Regions from separate parts of the Homo sapiens genome. Here region 2 is linked to region 1. Evidence: read pairs that join two places in POLR2A ChIA-PET (ENCODE). Cell type or tissue: GM12878. All regions are shown on one strand. Each heading gives the region's core, and the rest is flanking DNA. Links, peaks and the distances in the headings are about the cores only. Region 1 overlaps TMPO (thymopoietin). Region 2 overlaps APAF1 (apoptotic peptidase activating factor 1).

The links. Peaks named below come from ENCODE experiments on the same cell type or tissue, not always from the same donor. Only the 100,000 strongest peaks of a DNase experiment are listed, where the experiment ranks them.
Region 2: POLR2A ChIA-PET joins it to region 1 with 8 read pairs; 3 of 35 experiments call an interaction of 5 or more read pairs at or near these places.

What each region holds. Positions count from the first base shown.
Region 1 is chr12:98,518,936-98,528,233 of GRCh38, forward strand. It overlaps TMPO (thymopoietin), which reads left to right. Exons shown (of 9, transcript NM_001032283.3): 2 at 8,951-9,077. Among named protein-coding and RNA genes, the nearest start is that of TMPO-AS1, 7.4 kb to the left of the region's middle. In GM12878, for the core only: no CTCF peak of the experiment used is centred there; no DNase peak of the experiment used is centred there; H3K4me3 peaks cover 2,877 bases; H3K27ac peaks cover 306 bases.
Region 2 is chr12:98,676,556-98,688,025 of GRCh38, forward strand. APAF1 (apoptotic peptidase activating factor 1) reads left to right here. Exons shown (of 27, transcript NM_181861.2): 13 at 870-996; 14 at 3,722-3,847; 15 at 6,588-6,719; 16 at 10,193-10,318. Among named protein-coding and RNA genes, the nearest start is that of APAF1, 37 kb to the left of the region's middle. RefSeq lists an enhancer at 1,672-2,243. In GM12878, for the core only: no CTCF peak of the experiment used is centred there; no DNase peak of the experiment used is centred there.

The sequences.
Region 1 (9,298 bases), core at 68-4,067:
CGGTGGCGCGATCTTGGCTCACTGCAAGCTCTGCCTCGTGGGTTCATGCCATTTTCCTGCCTCCGCCTCCCGAGTAGCTGGGACTACAGGCGCCCGCCACCACCCCCCAGCTAATTTTTTGTATTTTTAGTAGAGATGGGGTTTCACCGTGTTAGCCAGGATGGCCTCGATCTCCTGACCTCGTGATCCTCCCGTCTCGGCTTCTCAAAGTGCTGGGATTACAGGCGTGAGCCACCGCGCCCAGCCAAAATGAAGTAATTTTTGTTGTTGTTATTTTGTTTTGTTTGTTTTGTTCTGAGACGGAGTCTCCATTGCCCAGGTTGGAGTGCAATGGCCCGATTTCATCTCTGCCTCCTGGGTTCAAATGATTCTCCTGCCTCGACCTCCCGAGTAGCTGGGATTACAGGCGTATACTACTATACCCGGCTAATTTTTGTATTTTTAGTAGAGAAGGGGTTTCGCCATGTTGGCCAGGCTGGTCTGGAACACCTGACCTCAGGTGATCTGTCCCCCTGGGCTTTCCAAAGTGCTGGGAATGCAAGGATGAGCGACGGCACCCAGCCCAGAAGTCATGTTTTTTAGAGTACCTAGTAGGTCTATTGGCATGGTAATTAAGCTCTTTACGTTTCATTTAATTATTTCATCCATATAAAGAAAACTTACTTCATAATTACAGGTTTAAATGTCTTCTACCTGGAGTATTTAAAACTCAAGAGGTGTTTACCCTTGACTGAGCTTAATAGCCATGCCAACAACTTGAAGAAAAATATTGGTAGTCAGCGTCATTTTCTGTTTTAAAGTACGTTAAGTACAAGTGAGTTATAATTAGGAGTCTGTTCGATGTTTTTATCAGCCATAGGAAAAAATAATTTTAAGTTTACAGGAAAAGAAATTTATAATAATTTATGTGTAAAATTATTCATGTCAATTCCTCTTATATGTACTATATTTTACGTTTTGGTCATTTTTAGCCCCATATAAAAATAATACCAGGTCATATTTCTTTTTTTTTCTTTCTTTCTTTTTTTCTTTTTCTTTTTTTGAGATGGAGTCTTGCTCTGTCACGCAGCCTAGAGTGCAGTGGCGTGATGTCAGCTCACTGCAACCTCTGCCTCCCGGGTTCAAGCGATTCTCCTGCCTCAGCCTCCCAAGTAGCTGGGATTACAGGTGCCCACCACTGCGCCCGGCTAATTTTTGTATTTTTAGTGGAGACGGGGTTTCACCATCTTGGCCAGGCTGGTCTCAAACTCCTGACCTCAGTTGATCCACCCGCCTGAGCCTCCCAAAGTGCTGGGATTACAGGCATGAGCCACCGCGCCCGGCCAACCATATTTTTCCCTTCCTTCCTTCCTTCCTTCCTTCCTTCCTTCCTTCTGTGTGTGTGAGAGATGGAGTCTCACTCTGTCACCCAGGCTGGAGTGCAGTGGCATGATCTCGGCTCACTGCAACCTCTGCCTCCCAAATTCAAGCAATTCTCCTACCTCAGCCTCCTGAGTAGCTGGTATTACTTACAGGCACACACCACTACTCCTGGTTAATTTTTGTATTTTTAGTAGAGACAAGGTTTCACCATGTTGGTCAGGCTGGTCTCGAACTCCTGACCTCGTGATCCACCTGCCTCGGCCTCCCAAAGTGCTGGAATTACAGGAGTGAGCCACCTCACCCGGCCAATACCAGGTCTTATTTCTTTTTTCCTTTTTTTTTTTGAAACGGAGTCTCAGTCTGTCATCCCAGCTGGAGTGCAGTGGTGCAATCTCGGCTCCCTGCAAGCTCTGCCTAGCTGAGACTACAGGTGCCCGCCACCACGCCTGGCTAATTTTATGTATTTTTAGTAAAGACTGTTAGCCAGGATGGTCTCTATCTCCTGATCTGGTGATCTGCCCGCCTCGGCCTCCCAGAGTTCTGGAATTACAGGCATGAGCCACCGCTCCCGGCCTCCAGGTCATATTTCTTAAAGAATATTTATAATCTTCTGCATAATGGAGTGGTAAAAAGGAATAAAAGAATATTTATTTATATTATAGGAGAAAGCCAAATTATGTTTGAGAGTTGCAGATAAGGGAGATTTTTAACATTTTAAGACAAATCAAGCATTAATGTGGATTTGGCCAAGATTAACTATTTGCATGCATATACCTTCTATTTAATCATGGGTTTATGAGGAATTTTTTTTTTTTTTTTTTTTTTTTTGAGACGGAGTGTCGCTCTGTCACCCAGGCTGGACTGCAGTGGCGTGATCTCCACTCACTGCAAGCTCTGCCTCCTGGGTTCACGCCATTCTCCTGCCTCAGCCTCCCGATTAGCTGGGGCTACGTGGTGGCACCTGCCACCACCCCCGGCTAATTTTTTTGTATTTTTAGTAGAGACGGAGTTTCACTGTGTTAGCCAGGATGGTCTGGATCTCCTGATCTTCTGATCCTCCCGCCTCAGCCTCCCAGAGTGCTGGGATTACAGACGTGAGCCACCGTGCCCAGCCTATGGGGAACATTTTTAATTAAATAAGAAATTGTTTCATTTCAGCTTCTACCATAGTCTCTTGGATTCACTTGGTATAATGTGACAAAACTTTGCATGTTAAAAGTTTTGTTTTTATTTTGTTTTCTTATTTCTAAGCTTTTTATTTTATGTATCTTGCTACCAATATTTTTAGGTGTTGAAACTACCTAGATTGTGGACACAAAAATAAACATTTACAGAGTTGGCAGTCTGCCTTTTTGTTTTAAGAGGCAGAGCCTGAAGGTGTAGCTATTTGGATCTAGTGGAGCATAATATTCTTGAATGATCTGTTCTGGTGAATTATGAGTGTGTGTTTGAGAAGGAGTCTTGCGCTGTCATCCAGGCTGGAGTGCAGTGGCGCGATCTCGGCTCACTGCAACCTCCACCTCCCGGGTTCAAGTGATTCTCCTGCCTCAGCCTCCTGAGGAGCTGGGATTACAAGCGTGCACCACCATGCCCAGCTAATTTTTTTATTTTTAGTAGAGACAGTTTCACCATGTTGGTCAGGCCGGTCTCAAACTCCTTCCTGACTTTGTGATCTGCCCCCCTTAGCCTCCTAAAGTACTGGGATTACAGGCGTGAGCCACCACGCCTGTCTGTGTGTTTGTTTGTTTTTTTAAGAGATAGGGTCTCGCTCTGTCCCTCAGACTGTAGTGCAGTGGTATGATCATAGCTCACTGCAGCCTCAAACTCCTGGGCTCAAGCCTCTGGAATAGCTGGGACTACAGGTGTGTGCCACCATGCCTAGCTGATTTTTAAAATTTTTATAGAGATAGTCTCACTATGTTGACCAGGCTGGTCTTGAATTCCTGGCCTCAAGGGATCCTCCTGCTTAGGCCTCCCAAAGCGTTGGGATTGTAGGTGTGAGCTGCTGCTCCTGGCCAAATTATGAATTCTCAATAGGAAATATTTGAAGACCTGGAAAAGAACATAAAAGCATGCTACCAATAGGAAATGTTAATTAAATCACAAATTTACCACCACTGTATAATAAGGTGTTAAGTTTACAGACTTGTGAATAATAGAGTTATAGATTCAAATTCCAGGTCTGCCACTTATTCATATGACACTGAACAGTGTCTTAATCTAAGATCCTCTATTTTCACCTGAAATAGAGGAATAACCTAATAGCTACTTAATCAGATTGAGGAGTACATGCCATTGCATATGTGAAGTGTCTAGTGCTTAGTAATTAATAGCCATTAAATGATTTCTGAATTTTTGTCTTTAATGTCAGGGCAATATAGTGCAATGTTACTAAAATATAATTTTGGGAAACGAATAAGGTAGATAAGTGAAAGTGACATGTATATCATAGCATGCAGATTTCCTGAGTTAGTGAAGAGCATGCTTGAACCTCAGTTTTCTGAGTTGTCAGATGGGGATATTAGCATTTTATTCCATAGATTTTTAGGACTCTGTAAGTTAATGCAAAGACACTTGGAACACAACTCAGTACGTAATACATAATAAGTGCCCACTAGAATATATTGTTATGGTTCAACATCTTTATACTAGAGGTAGAGATTAAAGGAATTAGAGAAGCTCATCGGTGATATCATAGAGCTGTTGGGTTTTGAAGTTGAAAAATACGTTAGAGATCATCGGGTAGCATAGTAGGTACTATTTTTGAGTGAAACTCTTAAGTGATCTACTTAAAGGAACAAAGCTTTCTGGAGGCAGAATTTAATGCAACTGATGCTTCCTTTTTCCTGACTGAAACTGCTAATCATGTACAGCACACTGTCTCCTAATTTTTTATCCTTATTAAATCTGAGATTTATAAAATGACATCACTTTTCTGGAACTTTTTTCCTGACAGATTAAAAACCACATGTTTGACTGTGTGCAGTGGCTCACACCTGTAATCCCAGCACTTTGGGAGGCCGAGGCAGGTGGATCACCTGAGGTCAGGAATTCGAGACCAGCCTGGCCAACATGGTGAAATCCTGTCTCTTCTAAAAATACAAAAATTAGTTAGTCGGGTATGGTGTTGCGCGCTTGTAATTTCAGCTGCTTGGGAGGCTGAGGCAGGAGAATCTCTTGAACCTGGGAGATGGAGGGCATGCCACTGCACTCTAGCCTGGGCAACAGAGTGAGACTCCATCTCAAAAAAAAAAAAATCACGTTTTTGGTTTTAATTTATCTGACTTACCTTATGTAGATTTGTTGGTCACTTATTTAAGATATCTTTGTTCAGCTGATGTTTTTCATTATGTTTGAAGGAAATATAATTGATTTTCTTTCTTTCTTTTTTTTCTTTAGGCGAAGTCTGGCCTTATCACCCAGGCTGGAGTGCAGTGGCGCAATCTTGGCTCGCTGCAATCTCCGCCTCCCCAATTCAAGTGATTCTCCAGCCTCAGCCTGCCGAGTAGCTAGGACTATAGGCGTGTGCCATCACACCTGGCTAATTTTTGTATTTTTAGTAGAGATGGGGTTTCACCGTGTTGGCCAGGCTGGTCTCAAACTCCTGACCTCAACGGGAGATCCTCCCTCCTCGGCCTCCCAAAGTGCTAGAATTACAGACATGAGCCACTGCCGAGAATTGGTTTTTACTTAGATTTGATAGGCCTGTTATTTCTAATAAGAAATGGATTTTCAAAAATAAATTACTTTTTCCTTCCCCAGATTTGACAAAACATTTATCAGGGGGCTATTCCTGTATCAGTCTTTTTAGAAATGTTTAGATGCTTGGAATAAGAATATGAGGATGATAGTGCGTCTGCTTTCTGTTGCTTGCCTCAATGCTGCATCCAGATCACCTGGGCTACACAATTACAAACAGATTATCTGGCCCAAGGTGAAGAATCAGAAATGGGTAAGACCTTTCCAAATAGAGGTAACAAGAGTTAAGATTTTGGGCTGGGTGCTGTGGCTCACGCCTGTAATCCCAGCACTTTGGAAGGCTGAGGTGGGCAAATCACGAGCTCAGGAGTTTGAGACTAGCCTGGCCAAAATGGTGAAACCCTGTCTCTACTGAAAGTACAAAAATTAGCTGGGCGTGGTGGCATGCACCTGTAGTCCCAGATACTCAGGAGGCTGAGGCAGGAGAGTTGCTTGAACCTGGGAGGCAGAAGGTTGCAGCAAGGCAAGATGGCGCTACTGCACTCCAGCCTGGGCGAGAGAGTTAAGAGACTCCACCTTGAAAAAGAAAAAAAAAAAAGAGTTAAGATTTTTTTTGAGACAGAGTCTTGCTCTATCGCCCAGGCTGGAGGGCAGTGGCATGATGTCGACTCACTGCAACCTCCGCCTCCCAGATTCAAGCAATTCTCCTGCCTCAGCTTCCCAGGTAGCTGGGATTACAGGCATGTGCCACCACACCCGGCTAATTTTTGCATTTTTAAAAGAGACGGGGTTTCACCGTGTTGGCCATGCTGGTCTCGAACTCCTGACTTCAAGTGATCCACCCACCTTGGTCTCCCAAAGTGCTGGGATTACAGGCATGAGCCACTGCACCTGGCCCAAAGAGATTTCTTGAAAACCTCTCAGGCGGGTTTGAAAAGTTGGAATTTCCTGGATGTTTTATTGATAGTAAATTTGAACATTCTCGTGGTAGTGGGGATTATGTACAAATAATTTGAACCTGATTGATTGTTTTTCCATGTTTTATTTTTATTTTAAGCATTATTTAGTTTTTCTGTACTACCTGACTGCACTTTTTGGAAAATTTGAGTAAGTCAGTAACATAGGATTAAGTTTGTTTGATTAAATCTTTTCTTGAAAGAAATAAGTCTTAGAACTCTTAGACCCTAGGCAACTATTTGGATATTATGGTGTGGGTTGCTTCCAGATATGAGCCTGACAGTTCTAGGTCAGTGCAATGTATGTGAATTAAAGCCTGCTAAAAGTACTCTCACTGTAACTCTCCACAGCCGTCTATTTAAGATTTCTCGTAAGTTGACATAATTGTTCTTATGAGCAGCTATTTTTTTGGTGAAGGTTTTTTGGCTTCTGATTATAGAATGATTAGCCATTAGCAGCTTTTTAAAAAGAATTTCTCATATCTTGCTTTATTTGAAGTATTTCAGGCCAGGTTCCATGGCTCACGCCCGTAATCCTAGGACTTTGGGAGGCTCAGGCGGGCATAACATTTGGGGTCAGGAGTTCAAGACCAGCCTGGCCAACATGCTGAAACCCCGTCTCTACTAAAAATACAAAAATTAGCCGGGCGTGGTGGTGCACACCTGTAATCCCAGCTACTCAGGAGGCTGAGGCAGGAGAATCACTTGGACCTTGGATGCAGAGGTTGCAGTGAGCCAAGATTGCGCCACTGCACTCCAGCCTGGATAAGAGTGAGGCACAGTCTCAAAAAAAAAAAAAAAAAAGATTTGATTTGAGCCTGACAATTCTAGGTCAGAACATTTTTATTGTTAAAAACAGTAATTCCAGTACATAGTCAAATCATGACTGATTTTTCCCCCTAATATTATTGGAAAGTGAGCATTCCATACAACTTGATAATTTTAGCCTTTTTCGTAAAATTTACTTTGATGTTGCCATTGTTTAATTAGCCATTTTTTTGTTCAGTACTCTGATGTTTTTTCTGTGATCACTGAGGCATTTGTCAGGCTGTTTGCCACAGCCTTAAAAGGTATCCGTACTTTTGCTTCCTTTTTATTTGTTCAACCTTGGAAATTTATAGTTTTTCCAGTAAATACTGCCTTTGTAGAAATTAATTTTAAAACTTTCAAATTTTCCCTCAAAGTTTGTTTCAAGTTATTTTGACTATTTTTAGTAAACTGGTGGTACAGAAGTTAATCTGGTGACTAAACTGTGTCACAGGTGATAATTTAACCATGAAGTCTGTCAGATTTCCTTCCTAAGTCATAAACTAGCTACTAAAATAACTGTGTTACAAGGAGTTTACAGTCCTGTCTCCTATCCTTGGGGTGGAGATTGGTTCCAGGACCCGGCCATGGATATCAAACTCTGGGGATGCTTTAGTAAGTCCCTTAATATAAAGTGGTGTAGTAACCTACACACATCCTCCCTTATACTTCAGATCATCTCTAGATTACTTATAACGCCTAATACAATGTAAGTGCTATGTAAATAGTTGTTATACTGTATTTTTGTTAGTGTTTTTATTGTCGTATTGTCTTTTTTTTCCCCAAGTATTTTTGATCTGTGGTTGGTTGAATTCACATATGTAGAACCCAACTGTATTCATTTGGGAGAATGGAGAGCCAACTGTATTCATTTGGCCTTCTTAAGTTCTCATATGCTGTTTAAAGAAAATCATTTCTGGCCGGGCGCAGTGGCTCATGCCTGTAATCCCAGCACTTTGGGAGGCTGAGGTGGGCAGATAACGAGGTCAAGAGATCGAGACCATTCTGGCCAACATGTTGAAACCCCGTCTCTACTAAAAGTACAAAAATTAGCTGGGCGTGGTGGCGCACACCTGTACTCTCAGCTACTCGGGAGGCTGAGGCAGGAGAATCGCTTGAACCCGGGAGTCGGAGGTTGCAGTGAGCCAAGATTGCACCGCTGCGCTCCAGCCTGGCAACAGAGCGAGACTCCACCTCCAAAAAAAAAAGAAAAAGAAAAGAAAATCATTTCTATATATGTATCTAAGTGTAAGCCTGTATGGTAAAGTCTTAAACTTTCCTGGATTAATTTAAATTTTTAAGGATTATCAAAAAGTTAGTAAGTAGCATTCATGATCATTTAGATGAAAAATGTTAAGCCCAGTCTGGCTTTACTTTCCATGGTTCATGCTGATCTGTTTCCGTTGCCATTGGAGTTATATGCTTTAAGAAATGAAATATAATTTTTGGTTATTTAGGCTGTGTGCAGTGGTTTACAACTGTAATCCTAACACTTTGGGAGGCCAAGGTGGGCTGATCACTTGAGTCCAGGAGTTTGAGACCAGCCTGGGCAACATGGCAAAAACCCCATCTCTACAAAAAAAAAAAAAAACAAAAAAAAAAAACCACAGGCAAAAAGCCAAGGGTGGTGGTGCGCACCTGTAGTCCCAGCTATTTGGGAGACTGAGGTGGGAGGATCGCTTCAGCCTGGGAGGTGGGGGTTGCAGTGAACTGAGATGGAGCCACTGTACTCCAGCCCGGGTGACATAGCTAGACCCTGTATCATTAAAAAAAAAAAAAAAAAGGTTATTTAAAAGAAAATGTTACCCAAAGTCAGTTTTACTTTTAGTTGCTCTTTTGCATTTTTGATGCCATTACTATCTCTTTTAGATAGGTAATCCAAAATGGACTATTTTAACAACAATGTCTTTAAGTTACTTGCTTGGCTGTGCGGTTTGTATGATTACAGTTCAACTTAGAAAGTGTTCTCCAATAATGAGTTGCTCTTAATTTAATGGAATTGCTAAGGCCTAATATTACTATAAACCAATTTGGTAGTGAGTTTGCATGTTTATGTTATACAGGTTATTATCTAGTAAGTGAACACTTTAATTCATATGGAAATGATTACTGGACTTTGTTTACAGAAAGCCACAAAAAAAACTGATAAACCCAGACAAGAAGATAAAGATGATCTAGATGTAACAGAGCTCACTAATGAAGATCTTTTGGATCAGCTTGTGAAATACGGAGTGAATCCTGGTCCTATTGTGGGTAAGTTGATAAAATTTCAAATACAGTATCTTTTCTCTGAAGCAGGACCCCAAATTATTTTCTCCTTTTTGTTTAGCAGTTTAGGTTCCAAGGACTGGTTTGTCATTAATCATTTGTTATCAGCAGAACCTGTGTTTCTTTGACTGTAAATGAGTGAAATAAAATGAGAGGATTGAATTAGATAATCTCCAAAATTACCTCTATTGTTGAGATTGTTTTAT
Region 2 (11,470 bases), core at 4,118-8,117, 160 kb after region 1:
TGGAATAGTTGATATTCATTAGATTGAGATACAAAGAATATGATGTTGCTTTATCTTTTTGGTATGTCTGAATAATTGTAGTTTGAGAGAAGCAGTTTTTTTTTTTTTTGAAATGGAGTCTTGCTCTGTCGCCCAGGCTGGAGTGCAGTGGCGCGATCTTGGCTCACTGCAACCTCCATCTCCCAGGTTCAAGCGATTCTCCTGCCTCAGCCTCCCAAGTAGCTGGGATTACAGGCACGTGCCACCACACCCAGCTAATTTTTATCTTTAGTAGAGACGGTGTTTCGCCATGTTGGCCAGGCTGGTCTTGAACTCCTGACCTCAGGTGATCCACCCACCTTGGCCTCCCAAAGTGCTAGGATTACAGGCATGAGCCACTGCGCCTGGCTGAGAAGAGCAGCTTTAAAGTACATCATAATAATGGTGGGTGTTTCCTTCAGTTAGGAAATGAGCATTTTGCTATGATTTTTATTTTAAAAAAGAGATGGAGAATTTTTGAAGGTATCCTTATATAATGATTTATCTGCACATGTATCATTATTAATGTATCAAAGGAAAATGGAAAGTGACATGTTGATTAACTAGATTTGATTAATTTGATTAATTAGATTTCTTCCAACTCAGTGACATTTGTAACACGTGACAGGTTGCTTGATAAAGGGTAACATTTCTCTTACAAATGCTACTTTTGTTATTTTTTTTCTTTTGGTGATCTGTGCTGTCATTTGCATGTTAGTAATCTGATTTTAAGAATTTTGTATTTTGGGGAACATAACCATGTTAAAAGACAGTTTATTTTAGTACTGAAAGAAAATAGTTACTTTTACTCTCATTTATTTAATTTCTGTTCATTTTTTCCCTGTATTTAGAAACAAAAAAAACATCACGAATCTTTCCCGCTTAGTTGTCCGCCCCCACACAGATGCTGTTTACCATGCCTGCTTTTCTGAGGATGGTCAGAGAATAGCTTCTTGTGGAGCTGATAAAACCTTACAGGTAAAACACATCTCTTGAGAAAAATGCAAAGAGGCATGTATCCAGTTTTGTGCAGATCAGAATATGTTTAAATCCTAAAATTCAAGAAAATTGCAACTTAGAAATAACAGAGGAATCCAGCTCTCTTGAACATTTTATTAAAGGTTTCTCTAGAGATTTAAAAGATACAGTTACATGTTTTCCTAATTCTAAACTTACAGGTGGTAAGGAAGTGCCCTTTACCCTGCCAGTCAGTTCCCAGCCATCCATTTGTCAGCTAAGGGTAGTGAGGAAATAATTGTTAGAAGACGTAGGGCTTCATAGCACAGGGAATAGGGCTGTGATTAAAAAACAGTGATTAGGAAAATACCTATTTTATCAAAGTCTTAGGCATAGGTTTTTTTCTTGTAAATAGGAACTGGACTAGACTATTTCCTAAGTTGTTTTAAAGAATTTCCTTTAAGATTCCCTTTGTTTTCAGAAAATATTAATGAGTACTTTTCTTTATGTTTGTGTTCTGCCTTTTGATTTTGCAGAGAACATGATGAAATTAGTTAAAACTTGTATTTAGGATACTTTTAGTCTTTGCAAGATTATGACTCCATAGCTTATGTCTATATGTGTACTTTATTACTAATTTTATTAATCTTGGCTTTTGAGTTCCAGAGAGAATGCATATTAAATGAAATGTTTTATTTGATTGTTAAGAATTTGCCAAAATAGTCTCAAGAGCTGAAGCTGTGCTCTGACACTTCTTTTTGATGGCAGCGGCGGGCTGCCTGGAGTGGCTGCTGCCATCATGCTGGCTGCAGCAGGGAGGCGCAGCTGGGGCTGCATGCTCTGTGGAGCTGGCGGTAGCTGGGGACAAGCAGGAACCCTACCCCTTCTGAATTGGGGCAGGAGCTCCTGGTTCCTGCTGTAGCCGCCCAAGCCACAGCTGTGGACCTGGGAACCCGCTCCATGGAGCAGGCCAGAGCCCTGCCCTCCTGGGTGTAGCTGTAGCCGCCCAAACCACAGCTGCAGGCTCGGGCCTCCGGCTCCACAGAGCAGGCAGGACCCCTTCCCCCTGGTGCAGCTGTAGCTGCCCAAGCGGTGGCTGCAGACTCAGGCATCCCTGTACTCTTGGGGGACCTGGAAGGACCCCCTGCCCTTGTAGGCTTGGAAGTGCCTGCTCCCGCTGCCTGACTTCTCCCTACTGTTGGCACCCACTCTGATCTTAGAGCAAAGCTGGGGCTGAGCCTGGGTGCTGTTGCAGCCCGGCCAGATGTGCACATGCTTGGGGCAGTGCTGACATGCCAGCCCCCTGCCGCCTCGGCCCCCTCCGGACTTTGGGTGCTGATGAGCATAGGAGGGAAGCCAAGGGGGTGCTGAGGGCAGTTTGATACTGGCCTGCAGGCTCCCCTTGGCACCTACAGCCTGGGTGCCATTCATGGCAGCAGGAGGCAGACAGGTTCCTGGGTGGAAGGGGGCGGGTCACCAATGAGGCCCCACCTTCAGGCCACAAAGGGCCTGAAGACTGGGGGCTGGGCTGCTGGTGTGGACTGAATGGACTGGAGTGGGAACTTATAGTGCCTTTTCCAGGCTTGCCCATGTCTGCCCATGGACCAGTTGGCATGTACTTCCTCCCTTCTGAAGCCCATAAAAGCCTCGGGCTTAGCCAGTGCTGAGCAGACACTGGGACAACCAGCTGCAGAGAGGAGCAACCCACTCTAGTGCCCCCTCTTTGCTGAGAGCTGTGCAGATGACAGGAGGACCAGCTGCAGAGAGGAGCTACCCTCTCTGCTGATAGCTGAACACTTGTCAGGAGGACTTGCCTAGCAGAGAGGAGCTACCCTCTCCTGAGCTGTGGAAAGGAGCTGCCCCCCGCAGGTTTATTGAGCTATTTTATCGCTCAATAAAGCTCCTGTTTGTCTTGCTCACCTTCCACCTGTCAGCGTACCACATTCTTCCTGGTTGTAGGACAAGAACTTGGGATCCCACTGAATGGTGAGGCTAAAAGAGCTGTAACACAAACAGGGCTGAGACATGCCCCTTGCTTGCCGCATTGCAAGTGAAGATAAGTAAAGAAAAGCTGCGGCCCTTCGGGGAGCCCAGACTTGGGAGCTCCCCAAGCTAGGGCTGTGACTCCCTCTTTGGGGCCCCGCGGTTCCTGGCATCTCCAAGCTTCTGGGCACCACCGTGTTCCCCGGTGCCAGCGTGTAAGCTGCTTGTGGTGTGCCTGGTCCAGCCACAGCCTCACAGAGAGCCAGAGCCCATGCTGGCACCTGGAGCTGCCTGCCCCGCTGCAGCAGTCAGCACGTCTGTGCGCAGTGGCTGGACCCCACGCTCACTCACACACGCCTCGCTGTTCCACGCCTGACTCGCCCTTGGCAGGCTTGGGACCCAGGCTGGTAGTGTGAGCTGAATGCAGCCTGTCAGGCCAAGTGGGTGAAACAAGACCAGTGGGCCCAAGCAAAACTTGGGCAAAGGCGCCACCGGCCACAGAAGTTTCTGGCCAGAAAATCAACACCCCAAAGATCCTGTAACATTTTCATTGATATTTACAAACATGTAACAGTGAATAGTTCTCTAGTTATGTGAAGGCATACACATTCTGACAGAAATTCTGATTTTGGGAGTAGCTTTGCCAAGGTTCCTTTCTGTTTTGCAAAATGACAATGATTAAACTCACTTAAAGATTTTTATTGAATGATGACCAGTAGTTAAGCAGTTTATTATAAAAAATATTTTATTGTTACTTGTGCAGGTGTTCAAAGCTGAAACAGGAGAGAAACTTCTAGAAATCAAGGCTCATGAGGATGAAGTGCTTTGTTGTGCATTCTCTACAGATGACAGATTTATAGCAACCTGCTCAGTGGATAAAAAAGTGAAGGTAGGAAAATCTTTTCCTCTTGAGTTGTAATCACAACAGAATTCATTTTATTTTTCCATGATCATGAGACCAGAGTAAGTAGAGTTAAAGGACTCTCACCTGTTGATCTACTAACCTGATTCATTGTAAATTAACACTATCTGAAAATTCTTTACTTTTTTTTAAAGAGACAGGATTTTGCTCTGTGACCCAGGCTGGAGGGCAGTGGCATGATCATAGCTCACTGTAAACTCCAATTCCTGGGCTCAAGTGATCCTCCTGCCACAGCCTTCCAAAGTGTTAGGATTATAGGTATGAGCCACTGTGCGTGGCCTGAAAATTCTTTATTTTTAAACACCAGCAAAAATGCCTAGGTTGATCACCTCAGGATTAAACAAGCAGTGGGGAAAAGCAATGACAAATTAGTGAGTTTGTCTTCCATTAATAGACAAGTCCATGGGTTAAATATCAGTTGAAATCTTTGAGTGCATTGTGATTAGGAGTGTTGCTGCACAAACTTGGGGATTCCTGTTGTAAGATACAATTTTAAAATGCAACCCCAATTTTTTTAATTTGCTTATGAACTGGCTTATATATTCAGTGGAAAACCAGGTGGATGAACAAACTAATAATTACGTTACTGGTCTAAAAACATAAATAGAGAAAAGTAAACAGAGTAATTTTTACTTATTTATTTTGAGGCAGAGTCTTGCTCTGACACCCAGACTGGAGTGCAGTGGTACAATCTCGGCTCACTGCAATCTCTGCCTCCAGGATTCAATTGATTCTTATGCCTCAGCCTCTTGAGTAGCTGAGATCACAGGTGTGCACCACCATGCCCAGCTAATTTTTGTAGTTTTGGTAGAGACAGAGTTTTGCCATGTTGGTCAGGCTGGTATTGAACTTCTGGCCTCAAGTGATCCGCCTGCCTTTGACTCCCAAAGTGCTGAGATTATAGGCATGAGCCACTGTGCCCCGCCAGAGAGTAATTTTTATTTTTGTTAAGTATTCTCTTGTTCCTAAATTTGGCTTCTACCAGGAGCATTTATACTAATATAGAATTCAAGAGAAACTGAAGGCTTGTGGGGGTTATCACTGATATATGGAAGACAGACCTTACTTTAACCCTTTTTCAAAGGGGTTAAATCTGGAGTACTGGATGTAGCTAGGTGGAGTGGGCAAGAAATTTGCCTTGGGTGTTTTCCTGAAGTTTTCACCTACTGGAAGAGGGCTATGGAATGTCCAGACTAAATTTGAGACCTTGGAAAAATCTACCTCTTGATAGATTGGACTCGTGGCTTAACCAACAGTTAATTCACTCTGTAGTGTCTACTCTGACTCTGAGTCAGACTTGGAGGTGGCCACTGAGGGCAGTTCTAAAGTCAGAGCTACATGGAGTAAAAGGAAATAATAATGAGTTTCTGTTTTCTAAGCCAGAGGTAGAAATACCTATTAAAGAACTTTAAAATAAGATAAACTCTCTGGACCTCTGGGGATTCTAATCAGTGCTTTGATAACATACAAAGGAAATGCCAAAGGACATTAGTACCTCTAAAAAGTCAAAATCCCAGTGAAGGTTCATTAGGTAATTTATTTCTTTTGTTTGTTGTTATATGGCATAGACTGCTTAGTTGTCTTACATAGTAACTAGAATGATGATTAATTTTTTTGTTTTTTTTTTTTTTTTTTTGAGACGGAGTCTCGCTCTTTCGCCCAGGTTGAACTGCAGTGGCGCTATCTCGGCTCACTGCAAGCTCCGACTCCCGGGTTCATGCCATTCTCCTGCCTCAGCCTCCCGAGTAGCTGGGACTACAGGCGGCCGCCACCGCGCCTGGCTAATTTTTTGTATTTTTAGTAGAGACGGGGTTTCACCATGTTAGCCAGGATGGTGTTGATCTCCTGACCTCGTGATCTGCCCGCCTCGGCCTCCCAAAGTGCTGGGATTACAGGCGTGAGCCACCGCGCCCGGCCTGATGATTACTTTTTACTGAAAACTGAACACTATAAGAGGCTATAAATACTACACACTTTGTCATATTACATTATCAATTTCCTGCTACAGCTTGCAGGGTTAAGTGTCGATCCCGTTTACAGAAGAGGACGCAGATTCAGAGATGAAGTCTCTTGCTCAAGCTTACATTAAACTGGGAACAGTAATAGGGTTGAAAGCTGGGTTTCTCTCAGACTATAAAACCTTTATTTTTTTTAACTAAGCAATCTGCCTTTACTTATTTATATGGTACCTTGAAGTCCATAGAACACTTGTCATGTTCATTATCTCATTTGATATCTTAAATTGTGTGGGAGAGGTATAGATATCCCCATTTTACAGAAGAGGGAACTGAGATGCAGGTAAGTTAGGGATTTGTGACACACAAGTCATAAGTGGTAGAGCCAGCTCTTGGGCTCAACCCTTCTGACCAGAAATCTATTATGCTAACCTCTTTAAAGCACTTCTCTGCCTGCTTTCATTCATATAAACATGTGAAATCTTGCCCTTAAGAAATGTCATGTGTTCATGACACTCTAGTTATGCTATAGGTACATATATGTATATTTGCAAATAATTTTTTTTAAACATTAAGGCAAAATATTGCCATATTTTAGAAAGGGGAGAGGTTTCATTAGCATCTTGTCCAACTAGGAAAATCTGCTATGACAGGATAAGATAGCATTTGCAAAGCAATGGACATTGCTTTGCCCCTCTGTTCTCCCTTTGAAAATAATGGATATTTGTAAATTTTTTCTCTTTTCTCTTTAGATTTGGAATTCTATGACTGGGGAACTAGTACACACCTATGATGAGCACTCAGAGCAAGTCAATTGCTGCCATTTCACCAACAGTAGTCATCATCTTCTCTTAGCCACTGGGTCAAGTGACTGCTTCCTCAAAGTAAGTGTGGATATTGAGAATTAGGTAGATAAATTTGATTCGTACATCAGAGTATCTCCTTTGATTTTCTTATGTATACTACTATTAGGACTTTCTGGTCACAATGATAGAAACTACAATAATATATTAGCTGAAGCAAAAAAAAAATAGCTTAAAAATATTTTATTGGCTCATGTAACTGAAAAGTCTAGAGGGAGCATGGCTTCAGGCATAGCTGACTCCAAATGCTTAAACTGTGTTCTCAGGCTCTACCTCCCTTTCCATCTCCAGAGTCTTGACTTCCTCTGTGTTGGTTCAGGCATGCTCTTTCTGTGGCAGAAAATGTGGCTACCTTACAGCTCACAATCACAGAGTAAGAGAAATGTGCTCTCTCCTAGAACCCATAGATCTAATTTTAGAGAAGCCTTTATTTGACTCATTTTGGCTTACATGCTCATAGCTAGGGTAACCCCAGTGGACAGTAGGATGGAATCCTTGGATTGTCCAAGGGTCACAAGTTTAGTTATATGGAAGTGGGACAAATGAGTGAGGTCAACTCTACTTGAATCGTAAGTAGAGCTTAATTCAAAAGAGAGTTCTGTTATCACAGAGAGGAGGGAGAAAAGGTGCTGGTAGGAAAGATAACCAAAAACAGAAATTCATTCCACATATGCTTTGTAATGTTTGATTGTATCTTTTTTTCCTCTTAAGTGGATAAAGATAGCTAGATTACCTTTTCTGGAATCCCAGAAAGATCTGCTAACTTTTTTTGAATTGTTTTTTGGTTTGATTTCAAACCTTTCTTCCTTGATACCATACCATCTTTGCAATTGAACATGATATTTTTGAGAGGGGTAGTAAAAGACATTTCAGTTTGGAAAACTTCATAGACTCTATGTTTTGACATTTAAATAAATTATTAGAAAAATTATCTTTAGAAAGTACTGAAACAGTTATTGAAAATTGCCGTCTCCATCCCCCTGTTCAGGAAGCTAAATTTTTATTTATTTATTTATTTTTTCAGAAGAAAAAATTATACAGAAGCTCAGTGTGTATAAGAGTTAAAGCTTGCTGCTCTGGCTGAATGGGACCTACATTTCTTCTTGACTCTCTCTTCCTCCCCCTTTCCCTCTCCTCTCTCTCTCTCCCTCTATCCCTTTCCCTTCCTGTCACCTTCCCTTCCTCTTGACCTTCCTTTCTCTCCTCCTCCCTCTCTTCTTCTGTCTCCTCCTCCTCCTCCCTCCTCCTCCCCCCACCCCCCCTCTCATTCTCTCTCATTCCCTTTCATCTCTAACCTCTCCGCACCACATAGTGCTCTTTAGGCATATTTATGTTTATAGAATCCCAAGGACCCTGCAGAGCACAATTTGAAAACACTGGATTGGACCAAAATTACAGAGTAATGTAGTAACATAAAATTATATCACAGTTATGGTTCACTTTTACTCAAAAAAACTTGGCCCTATTTGAATAAATGTACCACTAAAAAAAAATAAGACTGTTATACTATTTACGACTAATTTTTGATGTTGCTTTTGGCATTTTGTAGGTTGAGGAAATAAATACAGGAAAAAACCTCTGCCATGTGGGAGGGGGTTATTGGTTAGTAAGCCATTTTAATTAAGGACAAGGTTTACTTTAAGATGTGCTATACTACCTATATTACCATAAGGACTATTAGGATGCATTTCTTGTGATTCTTGAGCAGAGAGAAGCCAGTGAAAATATGTAATTGTGAAGCTGCCTTCATGTAACTTGCTTTATCTGAAGAATTGAGTTTATCTAGGACTGGGATAAAGGAGTCAAAGATAGAAGTGGACATGAGGAACAGTATATATCTCACTTACTAATCATTTCTAAATAATTTTTGCCAAAACTAACATTTAGCAATAATTGATTTCTTCTTCTGGGTTTAATCTTATTAGCATAAATCACCAGAGATGACTATAATCCCTTTTATTTGCATTTTTTATACTTTCCAAACCTACCCAAAGAGAGGAGATATAATATAAACCCCTGTGGTATCCATCATTTAGTTTCAACAATTATCAGTATTTTGTCAATCTTATTTTATAAATACCCCTCCCTTTTTTTTTTTTTTGAGATGGCATCTTGCTCTGTCGCCAGGCTGGAGTGCAGTGGCACGATCTTGGCTCACTGCAACCTCTGCCTCCCGGGTTCAAGCGATTTCCCTGCCTCAGCCTCCTGAGTAGCTGGGACTACAGGTGCCGTGCCACCATGCCTGGCTAATTTTTTGTATTTTAGTAGAGATGGGTTTTCATTATGTTGGCCAGGATGGTCTCAATCTCCTGATCTTGTGATCGCCTGCCTCAGCCTCCCAAAGTGCTAGGATTACAGGTGTGAGCCACCACGCCCAGCTTATAAACTCCTCCACTTTTTTGAATAGAGTCTTCCTCTATCACCCAGGCTGGAGTGCAGTGGAGCGATCTTGGCTCATTGCAACCTCTGCCTCCTGGGTTCAAGCAATTCTTATGCCTCAGCCTCCCAAGTAGCTGGGATTACAGGCATGGGCCACCACTCCCAGCTAATTTTTTGTGTTTTTAGTAGAGATGGGGTTTTGCTATGGTGGTCAGGCTGGTCTTGAACTCCTGACCTCAGGTGATACGCCCACCTCAGCCTCCCAAAGTGCTGGGATTACAGGGGTGAGCCGCCATGTCCAGCCTGAATAGAGGATTTTACAGCAAGTCCTAAATATGTCATTTCACCCAAAATATTTAAGCATGCATCTCAGAGATCTTAAATATAAATACTATGTTTATTATCATACCATACTATTATCACACCTAACATAATAAAATATAGTTTTGTAATATACTTGGTCCATGTTCACTTATTCCATATTCTCAAAACATGCATTTCTATCATGTTTGTTGGAATCAGAATCCAAACAAACTTTATGTAGCATTTGTTCTGCCTCTTAAGTCTCTTTTATTCTATTAAAGTTCCCTTTTTCCTCTGACTGCTTTCTTATACCATTGATTTATTAGAGCAATTTAGTCATTTGTCCCATGGAATGTGCCATATTTTGGATTTGGTTAATTGCTTCCTAGAGGTGGTACTTGACTTGCTCCACCATTTTTAGGGTTGGATAACCTGACATTTAAAAAATATGGGGGTAATTTATATTACATATTACTTATTGTGGCTTTTTGTAACTGAGTAAAATAATAATGATTCTAAACCACTCCGTTGAAATAAGTAGTAATTGTTTAGTTAGTTATTTAGTACTCAGCCTAAAAACCTCGGTGAGCCTTTGAGTCCCTTAGTCGATTTACATGCTGATCTAAAGGCTGCCCCATTGCTTGTTAATCACAAGTTCATTTTTGTGTTTGATACGTTTGTGTTACTGTGAATTAAACATCATTCTGTAATCAAAAAGCTTAAATGAGAGAAAAGGAAGAACTTCACATGATTTCTGATGTTTCCCCACTCAATACTAGTTGTTTATTTATCTTTTTTTCTTTCACAAATAGCTTTGGGATTTGAATCAAAAAGAATGTCGAAATACCATGTTTGGTCATACAAATTCAGTCAATCACTGCAGATTTTCACCAGATGATAAGCTTTTGGCTAGTTGTTCAGCTGATGGAACCTTAAAGGTATGCTTTTGTACACTATTAAAATAGGTTGTATTTTATGGAAAGTCTTATGATTTGATTATAGAAATAGGTTTCTGTTTTTTCACATTTCTACAGAAAGAGCCTGCTTCTTTCAATTTCCAGGAGCATATTTAATGTAACTGTAATTGCTTATCGTAATGATTGTTTATGAATGGTGTACAACCTAATGCTTAAAGTTCTATAATGTAGGCTGGGTGCGGTGGCTCACGCCTGTAATCCCAGCACTTTGGGAGGCCGAGGTGGGTGGATCACAAGGTCAGGAGTTCAAGACCAGTCTGGCTAAGATGGTGAAACCCCGTCTCTACTAAAAATACAAAAATTAGCTGGGTGTGGTGGTGAGTGCCTGTAATCCCAGCTACTTGGGAGGCTGAGGCAGAGAATTGCTTGAACCCGGGAGGTGGAGGTTGCAGTGAGCTGAGATCACGCCACTCCACTCCAGCCTGGGCGACAGAGTGAGACTCCGTCTCAAAAAAAAAAAAAAAAGTTCTGTAATGTAGAATTTTTATTCTTTTAATTTGAATTCTTAAATTTTAAGTGTACATTTTGTTTCAAGCATATGTTCATAAAATATTTTGAGATCTGTTTTAGTTTATTTTGTGCTTCTATAATTTATGTTGTGCTTCTATAAATTGTGAGTAATTTATAAAGAATGGAGATTTATTTCTTACAGTTCTGGGGGAGAGGGTACCAGCAGAGAAGGGAGAGAGTGAGGAGGCGGCTGAACTTATCCATTTATCAGGAACCTAGGTAATAGCATTAATCCATTCATGAGGGTAGCGCCCTCATGACCTAATCACTTTTGAAGGTCCCATCTCTCAATACTTGCATCAGGGATTAAGTATTTAATACATGAACTTTGGGGGACACGTTTAAACCACAGCAAGATCTATGGGTCAGGTTTGTAAAGGATCTGGCTTTTGTTTTTGTTTTTGTTTTTGAGACAGTCTCACTCTGTCGCCCAGGCTGGAGTACAATGGTGTGATCTTGGCTCACTGCAGCCTCTGCCTCCTGGGTTCAAGCGATTCTCGTGCCCCAGTCTCCCAAGTAGATAGGAGTACAGGCGCCTGCCACCAAGCCTGGCTAATTTTTGTATTTTTAGTAGAGACGGAGTTTCACCACGTTGGCCAGTCT